2 separate regions of the Homo sapiens genome follow, and region 2 is linked to region 1. A link is a contact called in ENCODE Hi-C data. All regions are on one chromosome and are shown on one strand. The core of a region is the stretch at or near the end of the contact, and the rest is flanking DNA. Distances in the headings are between cores, read along the strand shown.

Region 1 (5,941 bases), core at 1,475-3,974:
AAGCATATTCTTACATTTAGACATTTCCATAATTATGCACATTTTCCTTTATTAGCAATTTCTCTGACTGTGTTTGGATGAGTGGTATGGAGTGTGTATAGGCTTGAGTGTGTACATACACAGTAAGGTGAAATGTGCCATGGTCAATAGGGGATGCTTTTTGGACTGTGGTGGATCTGCATGTGCTTAAGCTCCAGTTTGACACTCCCTATGTGATCTTGGGCAATTTACTTAATACCTCTAAGCTCTTCAGTTTTGTTATCTTTAAAATGGAGTTTGGAGAACTTACGCATAAACAGAACACTCAAAAAATTTTAGCTATGCTATGGATATTCCAAATATGATGAAGCAATATGTTAGATATTACATTAAAACATTACTATCAAATAGATTTTAGGGGTAAATTTTCAAAAATAATTGTTCAGATCTTTTGGTAATAGAGACCACAGAAAGAGCCAAAAAGCTTTTACAAATTATCCTAATGAAGGGAAAGAAGGGAAAAGGGAGGCAACTTTTGAAAAATGAAGTTATTGCTTTCTCAGTCCTTTCCAATTCAGTCACTGGGAGCTGACAATAAAAACAATATTGATTCCTCATTTTTAGTGAAACCTACCCAATAGAAATCCTTCAGGGCTTGCTATTTTTCTGAGAGAAACCCTGCCTTAGCACTATTGCCTTTTCCGGAAAGGATCTGGCAGAAAACAATATTCTGCCTGGAATTCGCAACATTTCTTCCTTTGTGAAAACAAACAAACAGTAAGTTCATTTCCTCCCAAATCTTCTCAGGATTCTTTCTCCTGGTTTACCTCCTAGAAATCAATTTCTTATGACTTTCTTCACTCACTTTCATAAAAGAGATCAGGCAGATACTCTAAAAGGTGAAAATTAAACATTTCAGGGACAATCTGATGTCATTTTGATTTTTTATGATTAAGTCTGATAGGATTTAATCGAATTCTCAATAATTATTTCTGGCAAGTGATTCTATAAGTGATTAAGTAATTCTCATTATTTTTACTTCTCTGTATTTTCTAATTTCCCTACAATAGATATTTAGTACTCATGAAAGAAAACACATAAAAGTTAAAAAGTATGGTGATCTTAAAGTTGCAGTCAAATATTTGTGGCCATTCTAATCAAATCGCCTTTATGGGGTCTGCTCTTGACTATACTACTTCATTTAATTCTTCCAATCACATCTACTCATCTTGACTGTTTTATCACTGAGGAACCAAAGCCCAGAGATTTTAATAAATGAATCGAATTATCACAGCTAGGAGAGGCAACACCATTATTGAACTGACAGCCTTATTTTTTAAAACACCCTGCAAGTAGGTAAAAAGCAGGAATGTAAACTCAGGTCTATCTGATCAAGTTTTATATTATTAATCACTGTTATTTCCTCAGATGTCTTCCTGAAGTAAAAAACTCAGAATCTGACCAATGTGATTTCTTTTTGTAGCCACGGTTCTACAGTTAAACTGAAGAAAAAAATTAGTTTTCTCTCTGTCAATTGAATGGCTAGTTGTTTTTTTGTTTTGTTTTTGTTTTTCTGACAGTCTTGCTCTATTGCCCGGGCTGGATTGCAGTGGAGTGATCTCGGCTCATTGCAACCTCTACCTTCCAGGTTCAAATGATTCTCCCGCCTCAGCCTTTCAAGTAGCTAGGACTACAGTTGTGTGCCACCATGCCCGGCTACTTTTTGTATTTTTAGTAGAGATGGGGTTTCACCATGTTGGCCAGGCTGGTCTTGAACTCCTGACCTCAAGTGATCTGCCCGCCTCGGCCTCCCAAAGTGTTGGGATTACAGGAGTGAGCCACTGCACCCAGGCTTTTTTTTTTTTTTTTTTTTTTTCCCAAAACAGATGAATTTTCTGAGAGAAGGCCCTCAGCTACATCTAGACTCTACTGAAATGGCCCATTCGGAACCCAGAACATCTATAAGAGTATCTTTGCTTGGAAACTTATAAGAAAGTTCTCAAAATACTAAAGACAAGACACTATGAGGGAAATGAAGGAAAGTTATCATACAGACAGAGGCATTAATTGAACCCCAAGATGAGGCCAGTTAATACAAAAACGAAAGAACTTAAATTCAATACACATTTTCCATTAGCACGTAACTAAAAAAAAAGACTTACAGTAACTTTTAGTATTGCCTGGTATTCTACATTTTTGTAGGCGGAACTTAAAACTCTTAATTTTCACTGAGTTACAATTTAATGACCATTAAGTACCTTCTAAGCCAGAAACATTTTGACTTCCTTTAAGTTTTAAAAACTTCTCCCCCAGACCTTTCCCTACTTTGCTTGTGTTTCCCCTCCTCAGACTTTAGTCTTGCTTTGCTTATTATTATTTTTTTAATCTTCTATTTAGTTTTTTGCAGTTCAGGGTAAGAGACAAGGTATTACTTCTCTCTTGTGGGGTTCCAGCACCAAGGCTGATCTTAATTGAATGGCTCAGAGAATGAATCTGAGGGAAGCAACTATGAACCAATCCAACTGCAAAGGAACAGATTATGAAATTAGTCATGTGCTTTTAAAGCAGTCCCATGTTTCAGTTTTGGAAAGCTGGACTTAAAAATGTAACTAAAATCAATGACTAGGAATGAATGGGGGAAGAATAATGTCTTACCTGTTCTATGTTCATCATATTAAGTTTCAAACATACCATCTCCAGCCACAATTTCAAGCAAAATTAGTTTGAGAATGAGACATTCAGGAGACAGGGGAATTGACAAAGAAGGGAGAACCAAACTCATTGGGTCAAACTATACGGAGATGGCCAGAGAGGACCTGTTGCCAATTTGATAAGTGATCTCATTCCACTCTGAAGCCCATCAGAGTTCTGAGCAGAGAGATGCTGGATCTCATTATTATTTATTCTTGACCTGCAGCCAAAAAAACCCTCTGAACTGAATATCCAGCTTTGCATCTAAGGCATTTCAGTGTCTCCAATGTGGTAAAGGAAAACACTTTTTCTTTCCTGTTGCTATGTATATTGGCAAATATCCTATCCAAAGAATTGTGCTCCAAGAACTCTGGAAACACCTGCCAGCAGAAAACTTGGGAGCTTTGTTTAAACAAGTATACCTGCCAACTTTCCAGTGCTGTTGATTTTGCAGGACTGAACAACGTGGACTATTTTAAAACTACTTATGGATAACAGGAACTGGGCCATGGAGATGAGGCACGGAATGTGCCTAGAATCATGTTTATCTTTTTATTTTTTAGTATTGTGTAGTCTGAGCCTTGTGCAAGAAAACTGCAGTGTTAATCTCCCTTCAGCACTGGGTCCACCATGTGGCTGTGAACAGGAAGAATGCTTGGGCGTGAATTCAAGGTATTTGGCAAAATAGGGTTTCCAAGAAACCCTGTGGAAATATAAAGCTCCAGGCTCTGTGACATGTACTGGCATTAACAAATGTCCCTTAGGTTCTCAAGGGCATTTAGATTCCTTTTGTAATTTCTTCATAGCATTGTAATCAATGAATCAGCTCAAACACTCTTGAGTCTTAGTGAGCAATTCCAAATCTGAGTCCTAATTGGACATGATTATAATAAACAGTTCTACTCTAATTTCCTTCCATCAAAATTAACTACTGTAGGTAATTGTCCAATAGGCAAGATGTTTTCTTGAGGTATTAAATAAAGGCATTTGGATATATAAATCTTAATGGTTGGCATAAAAGATGCCATGCTCAAGGCAATAAGGCTTAGTGGTATTTGTTTTTAACTCAACAGCTAGTATATGGTTGTTTGAAAGTAACTGAACTGAGGTCATTGGAGGAGGTGGAAGGACACCAACCTCCCATCTTACAGACCATAAGGTGGTCCCACTGAACTTCAGCTGTTTCCATGGCTGAGCAGCATGGTGATGTTTTGTGGATGGGAAAGATGCTGCTACTCCAAAGGTGTATCAATCTGAAGATGCTAGCCTACTTCATGTGGTTGGAAGGAAGGATGTTGAAAACCTCTTTATCAGCTGGGTGTGGTGGCCCATGCGTGTAATCCCAGCGCTTCGGAAGGCCCAGGCAGGTGGATCACCAGAGGTCAGGAGTTTGAGACCAGCCTGTCCAACATAGTGAAACCCTGCCTGTACTAAAAATGCAAAAAAAATTAGCCAGTTATGGTGGCACGTGACTGTAATCCCAGCTACTCAGGAGGCTGAGGCAGGAGAATCGCTTGAACCTGGGAGGCAGAGGTTGCAGTAGGCCAAGATCGCACCACTACACTCCATCCTGGGTGACAGAGTGAGACTCCGTCTCAAAAAAAGGAGAAGAAAACCTCTTTATCAATGTGTTCTTCTGGCCTGCTATGAAAGTCCTACCATTTTGAGTTTTTCCTTTGGATTAAGGCTCTGTAGGAGTCACTTTGCTTCTTAGTTCCTCAGTTGCCTCCTCCATACTGTTAGGGAATTAGTTTATGTATCATTTAGTGATCACTGCAATAACACTATGTAATAAACCACCTCTGAAACTCAGGAACTTAAAATAATAATTATTTGTCCTCATAGAGCTGTGTGTTGTTTGGGGAGGCTCAGTTTCAGGCCATGGTGGCTGGGGTGGCTTTGTTTTACATTGAGGGTCCACTGGTCAATTTTGGACAACCTGCCATTGGCTAAGGCAAGTCACATGACCAATCCCTAAGCCAAGGAGTGTGGAAATATGCCTCATTCATGAGTATTTAGTACCAAGCAGTGTGAAAATATACTTCATTTATGAAGTTACTATGGCAAGGGTGTGATATAGGGAGGAGTAAAAAATTGGGGTCACTAAATCAACCTAACACAGACTAGTTAAGTGGATTCTAAATATTGGGGTCCTTGTAGCTATAACAGAGATTTCTCAAATACACTATGTTACAGAATCCTAAAATTTTAAAAATGTAAAGACAGAACCATTTTGCAGGTCCACTAGGGAACTCCTAAAGCATTGTAAGTATCATGTGGGAAGCCTGTAAAAATCTGGGTCTTCTGTAGCAGAACTGAGACGGATGGTCTAGGAAACACCATTTTAAATAACATTTCAAGTTATTCTGATGAGAGCTTGGTGGAGCTTGAATTCTCCAGGATCCTAGGATTCTAAGCTGCACCTCTATTTTGACAGCACATGTGGTTATCAAGTACCAGCACCGTTTTACTGAGTCAGGTTACATATGCTAGCTGAAATAAATTACTCTTCCTATGCCAGTTGACACATTTTGGCAGGGACCTCTTATCCACAAGCCAATACAAATAAAGTGGGTAAAAGCAGGAAAAGGGAGCAATGGTATCTTGTCAAGTTTTGAATACTAATATCTCACTTTTATTTACAACAATAATAGTTGACAATAAAGTCAAGTTCTGATTCTAAGCATTATTTCCAGAAAGTTAGAGTTAATATGCAGTTACTGTAGGCCAGGAAAACCTTAAGCAAAACTTCAGTCATTGGATATATCATTCAGGGTTATACCAGATAAAAAGAATTGGTAGGATATCTATCTACCTATCTGTCTATCTATCTATCTTATCTATCTGTGCAAGGAATTGTCTTTTATGATTGTGGAGGCTGGTGACAAGTCTGAAATCCGCAGGGTAGACCATTGGGAAGGGCAGGCTTGAAGTTAGGCAGAAGTTGATGCTACAGTCCACAGGAAGAATTTCTTCCTTGTCAAGAAAAGCTCACCTGTGCTTTCAAGGACTTTCAGTGGACAGAGTCAGGGTCAAGCACATTAGAGATGATAGTCTCCTTTACTTAAAAGTAACTAATTATATATGCTATTCATATTTACAAAACACATTCACAGCAACACCTAGATTAGTGTTTGATTGAATCACTGGTGCAACAGCATTGACAAATTGGCACATAGAACTGACCATCATCATATCTGAGGATTTCTCTTCTTGTTTTGGGTGTTACATTTGTGTGTTACCTGTATCCTTATTTAACATTTTTTTAAAC
Region 2 (5,866 bases), core at 135-2,634, 92 kb after region 1:
CTAGAAGACTGATTCAGTAGCAGGCTTAGCTTACAGCAAAAAACTTAACAGAAAAGTCTGTCAAGAAGAATAACATAACCCCAGATAGAAGGGCAGACATTGAAAAGGGTGAATATTTTGAAAATTTTAAACGTTTATTTTTTTTTAAGAGACAAATTCTTGCTCTATTGCTCAGGCTCAAGTGCAATGGCACAGTGATAGCTCACCAATCCTCAAATTAGTGAGCTCAAGCAATCCTCCTGCCTCAGCCTCCTGAGCAGCTGGGACTATAGGTGCCCACCAGTACACATGGCTAATTTTTTTATTTCATATTTTTTTTGTAGAGATGGGGCCTGGCTATGTTGCCCTGGCTAATCTTGAACTCCTGTCCTCAAGCAACCCTCCCACTGTGGCCTCCCAAAGCACTGGGAAAATGTCTATTGACTATATATTAAGCAGTAATAATGCTGCCTTGTGGTGTTTAAAATAAATGTAGGATTAAATTACAAGAAAACAATAGTACAAAAGGTTGGAGGAGAATAAATGACAATTAAAGTGATACAAGGTTTTGCACTGTCTAGAAAAGGAAAATAGTACTAATTTATATAGACTCTGATAAGTCAAAGATACATATGGTAATTTCTAATACCACCAGAAAGTTGATAGAGAAAATTATACTAAACATATTATTGAAGGAGGGAAATTAAATAATACAATTTATTTGATTATTTTGGTGGAAGGCAAGAAAGAAGACATAAAGAACAGAAAGCAGATTAAACAAAATATTACAAAGTATTATGGTAGATTTGAGCCCAAATATGTTGAAACTACTAGAAAAAAATACTCCAATTTGAAAACAAAGACTGTGAACTGATTCAAAATCAAAACCCAGTTATATGCTGTTTATAATGAATGTACCTTAAATATGAGAAAAGAGGCAGGCTGAAAATAAAGAGTAGAGATCATTATGCAAATACTACTCATTTTTAAAAAGCTGATGTAGTTATATTATTATCTAATAAACTAGGATTCAGGAAATAATGAGGGAATTTTATAGTAATAAAAGAAGTGACAAGAGTCACATCTTGAATGATGTCATGAGGAGCTCAGAGGATCCTTTGCCCAGTGAAACAACTGTAACTGGTGAAAATTAGTAAGTTTTAACAAAGGAAAAACAATGACACAAATCTATAATTTTTGGAAAATGTCTAAGGGCATCCAGCAAATGGAGACATATATATTTAAGAAAATCTTCTAAATCTTATTAAGAACAGTAAAAATAGGTGGCATTTGAACTAAAGACGTGCTCCCTTCCCCCGCTCTCCAGCTGAGCATGACAGAAGCTCTACTCCAGCCAAGAGGAGTTGCAGCCAAGAACACAGAGCTTGCATTCCTCCCAGCTCCCAGTCAAGGGCCGTGGTATCTTCTCAGAAAGGACAGGCTGACAGCATTTCTCATTACCACCCCCAGATCTGTGTTGCAGAAGCTCTATTCCAAGCAAGAGCAGCTGAAAAGTCTGGGGCTCCCTTCTTCCATCCACCCCCATTCACAGGGCAGAAGCTCTACCCCAGGTGTGACTGGGTAATAATATTGAACCCTATTGTTAGAAGACAGGATCTTGTAAGGAAACAATTAGAATTAATAAATGAGCACAGTAATGTTCAAGATGTAAGACAAATGTGCAAAACCAATTGTATTTCTATACACTAGCAATTAACAATCTGAAAAAGAAATTAAGGATATAATTCCATTTATGACAGCTTCAAAAGCTATAAATACTTAGAAATGAAATTAACAAAAGAAGTGCAAAACTTGTACTCTGAAAACTGCAAAACATTGATGAAAGAAATTTGAGAAGACTTAAATATTACAACCTATGTTCATGGGTTGGAAGATTTATTATTTTAAGGTGTTAATACTCCACAAATTTATCTACACAATTAATGCAATACTTATCAAAATTACAGATAGCTGACTTTTTTTTCAGAAATTGATAAGTTGATTCTAAAATTCATATAGAGTGCAAGAGAACCAGGATAGCCAAAACAAGCTTTATAAAAAAAGAACAAAATTGGAGGATTTACAGTTCCCGATTGTAGAACCTACTTCAAAGCTACAAAAACCAAGACAATGTGGTATTAGCATTTGGATAGACATATAGATCAATGTAAAAGAATGGAAAGTACAAAAGTAAATCCTGACATTTGCTGTCAACTAATTTTTTGACAAAGTTTCAACATAATTTAATTGCAAGAAAAAGTTTTTTCAATAAGTACTGGGATAACTGGATACCCATATGTAAAGAATGAAATTGGATGCCTTCCTTATACTGTACACAAAAATTAACTTCAAATAAATTATAGACCTAAATGTAAGAGCTAAACTAAAATTATGTACCTAAATGTAAGAGCTAAACGAAAGATCTCATAGAAGAAAACATAGGAACATATCTTTATGATATACCTTCATGGCAAAGCCTTCTTAGATATGACACCAAGTGCACACACCAAAAAATGCATATGAATTCAACTTCATGAAAATTAAAAGCACTTTGCACTTTAAAGGACATTATGAAGCATCTGAGAAGACAACCCACAGAATAAGGGAAATTATTTGCAAATCATATATATCCAATATATATATGTATCTTGTATTTATAAAGAATCCACACAAACCAATAATAAAAAGGGAAATAACCCAATTAAAAATGAGCAAAGGCTCTGATTAGACATTTATCCAAAGAATATACAAATGGCAAATAAGCACAAACAGTTTGGCAGTTTCCTAGAGTGTTAAACATGGAGTTATTATAATACCCAGCAATTTCACTCCTAGTAATATACCCAGACAAAAACATATACCCACATAAAACTTGTACACAAATGTTTATAGCAGTATTATTCATATAGCATAAAAGTAGAATTAAGTAAAATGTCTACTAATTGAAGGATGTATATAAAAATGAATATCCATAAGATGAATGGCTGTTTGGTAATAAAAAAGGAAGAAAATACTACTATATGTCCCAACATAAATGAATCTTGAAATATATACTAAGTTTAAAAACCTGGTAAAAAAAAAAATCACATATTGTATGATTCCATTTATATAAAATGTCCGAATCTATGCAGAAAATATTAGAATAGTAGTTGCTTATGCTGGAGGTTAGGGTAGCAGAACAAAGAGTTACCACAAATGTCAGTGGGTTTAAAATATTTTAAAATTGATTGTAGTAACATTTTGCAATTATGTAAATATACTAAAATCCATTTTAGTTTACATTTTAAAAGGATGAATTGTGTGATATGTAAATTATAGCCTAAATAAGGCTGGCAAAAAATGAATAAATAAGAACCAATTTACCAGAAAAATGTTAATACTAAATGTGTATAATCTAAAATAAAGCCTCAAAATATGTAAAGGAAAAGTTAACAAATTTTAAAGGAGAAATAAATTTCACAATCATGATGACAAACAATGTAACCCTCTAAGTAACTATTAGAGCAAACAAATAAAAAGTAAAAATAAAAAAGTTGACTTATTAATTGATCCAACTGACATGTACACACCACTGTAGCCAGCAAATGTAACATCCACATTCAAGCACACAGGAAACATTTAGCAAACTTGATCGTATGCGGAAGGGTAAAGCAAGTCTCGAGATGGGAGAAGATTGAAATCTGGCAGGTTATTTTGCTCAGGGTAGAAATAAGATAGAAAAGAATTATTAAAAGCTAACTAGATATTCTCAAGTGACAGAAAATTTAAAAATACACGTTTAAAGAATCAATGAGTCAAAAAATAGTGAAAATTAGAAAATATTTTAAGCTCAATGAAAAAGAAAACATATTACATCAAACCTTTTAAAATATGAGCTTAAAGTCTTGCTTAGAGGAAAATTTAAAGCCTTGTTTAGATGTATTAGAAATTAAGAAAGGCTGAAAATTAATGATCTAAGGTATCCACTCCAAATAATTAGATAAAGGGCAGCAAATTAGATCCAAAGAAAGTAAAAGGAAGAAAACAATGAATATAAGAAAGTTAATAAAACTAATGAGGTAGAAAATAAAGATATAATAGACATGACATTATCAACAATCAAAAGGTGGTTATTTGGAAACATTATTAAAAATGACCAGATTCCGCTTTGACCATAAAAAAGGTAGTGAGAAGTGAAAAATTACCAATATAATGAATGTAAGAGAGACATTATTACAGATACTATGGACATTAAAAAGAAAATAAGAGTATTTGATAAACAATTTTATTTTAGTAAATTTTAGACCTCATATCTATTGAGAAAAGTTTTGAGAAAAACTATCAAAGTGATACAGGAAATAGATCATTTGAATAGAATAATATTTATTAAAGTAATCAAATTCACACTGAATAAAACCAAACAAAAAACTTGAGACCCAACTGGCTTTGCTAGTAATTTTTTTCAAACATTTACGGAGAAAATATCAGTCTTATACCCACTCTGAAAAACAAGGAGCACTTTTCAACTCATAAGGTCAGAAAAATTCTGATAGCAATTCCTAACAGTGACATTACAGAAAGATTGACATATAATGAGATTGACATTATAAATCAGTCTCTCTTATGAACATTGGTGGAAAAATGCTAACAGAAAAGTTTACAGACTAAACCTATCAATATATAAAAAGTATAGCACCACAACCAAGTTGAGTTCATATTAGAAAATTGAGGCTGATTAACGTTTAAGAAGTTCATCAATGAAAATACACTCATTAACAGGCCGGGTGCGGTGGCTCACGCCTGTAATCCCAGCACTTTGGGAGGCCAAGGCAGGCAGATCACGAGGTCAGGAGATTGAGACCATCCTGGCTAACAGGGTGAAACTCCATCTCTACTAAAAATACAAAAAATTAGCCGGGCGTGGTGGCAGGCGCCTGTAGTCCCAGCTACTCAGGAGGCTGAAGCAGGTGAATGGCGTGAACCTGGGAAGCGGAGCTTCCAGTGAGCTGAGATCGTGCCACTGTGCTCCAGCCTGGGAGACAGAGAGAGACTCTGTCTCAAAAAAAAAAAAAAAAAGAAAAGAAAAAAGAAAATACACTCATTAACAAAACAAAGGAGAAAATAATAATTATCTCAATAGGTACAGAGAAAATATTGGATAAAATTCAAAAAATTCATAGTTAAAAACAACCTTTTAGTAATTTTGAATAGATGAGAATGTTCCCAATCTGAAGACAGTATTAAATATAACTATAATAAACGGTATAATTTATGGTGAAATATTGGAAATATCACTACAAAGATTAGGATTGAGGCAAAGAAGCCCATTATCACCACTTCCGTGTTAGGCAACTTTCAAGACAGTCCCCCATGATTTCCATATTCTGGTATTGATACCCTTGTATAATTCTCTCCCCTTGAGTCAAGACTGGACTTACTGATTCACTTCTAACAAATATGGCAGAAGTGATAGAATGTTTTTCTGAGATGAGGCTATAAAAAGACTGTCGCTTCCATCTAAACACACTTTCTCTCTTTCTCTTGTGTGCCTGTAGGTGGTCTTTCTTAAGTCATTTTCCAGAGGAGAAGCCAGCTGCCCTCTCTTGACATAGCCATGTGAAGATGCTCAAGTACTGAAGATCCTAAGCCTGCCAACAAACATGTGAGTAGGTTCAGAAATAAATCACCTTTTCTACACTCTTCCATTGGAGACTTCAGTAAGACCACAGCTTCAGGTAACTGGTTGACTATAATTTCATGAAACATCTTAAGCCATAGGCACTCAAATAAGCATCACCCACATTCTTGGCCTATGAAATAGTAAATGTTTGTTGTTTTAAACTATTAAATGTCAAAGTAATTTGTTATGCTGTAAGAGACAACTAATATAACTTTATTCACCATTGTC

What was found. A loop is a pair of places that touch in the nucleus more often than their neighbours do. Pooled maps may share reads with other maps.
Region 2: a map of heart right ventricle shows a loop between it and region 1 (2.9-fold over the local background). The contact joins the enhancer-like site here to the promoter of LINC01985 in region 1. A Hi-C loop is called at or near these places in 3 of 168 maps with a recorded cell type or tissue (aorta, heart right ventricle and posterior cingulate gyrus) and 3 of 50 pooled maps.

Annotation. Positions count from the first base shown.
Region 1 is chr3:30,515,651-30,521,591 of GRCh38, reverse strand. It overlaps LINC01985 (long intergenic non-protein coding RNA 1985), which reads right to left and starts at 2,724. Exons shown (of 3, transcript NR_147054.1): 1 at 2,635-2,724.
Region 2 is chr3:30,422,014-30,427,879 of GRCh38, reverse strand. All of the region lies in intron 4 of LOC101927995 (a long non-coding RNA gene), which reads right to left. LOC105377013 (a long non-coding RNA gene) reads left to right here. Exons shown (of 4, transcript XR_940683.2): 4 at 5,514-5,866. Among named protein-coding and RNA genes, the nearest start is that of LINC01985, 94 kb to the left of the region's middle. Within about 2 kb of position 1,384, at least 6 of the 41 ENCODE cell types and tissues checked have a DNase peak (open chromatin) inside an H3K27ac peak, as active enhancers do; they include heart right ventricle, where a contact is called at or near this core.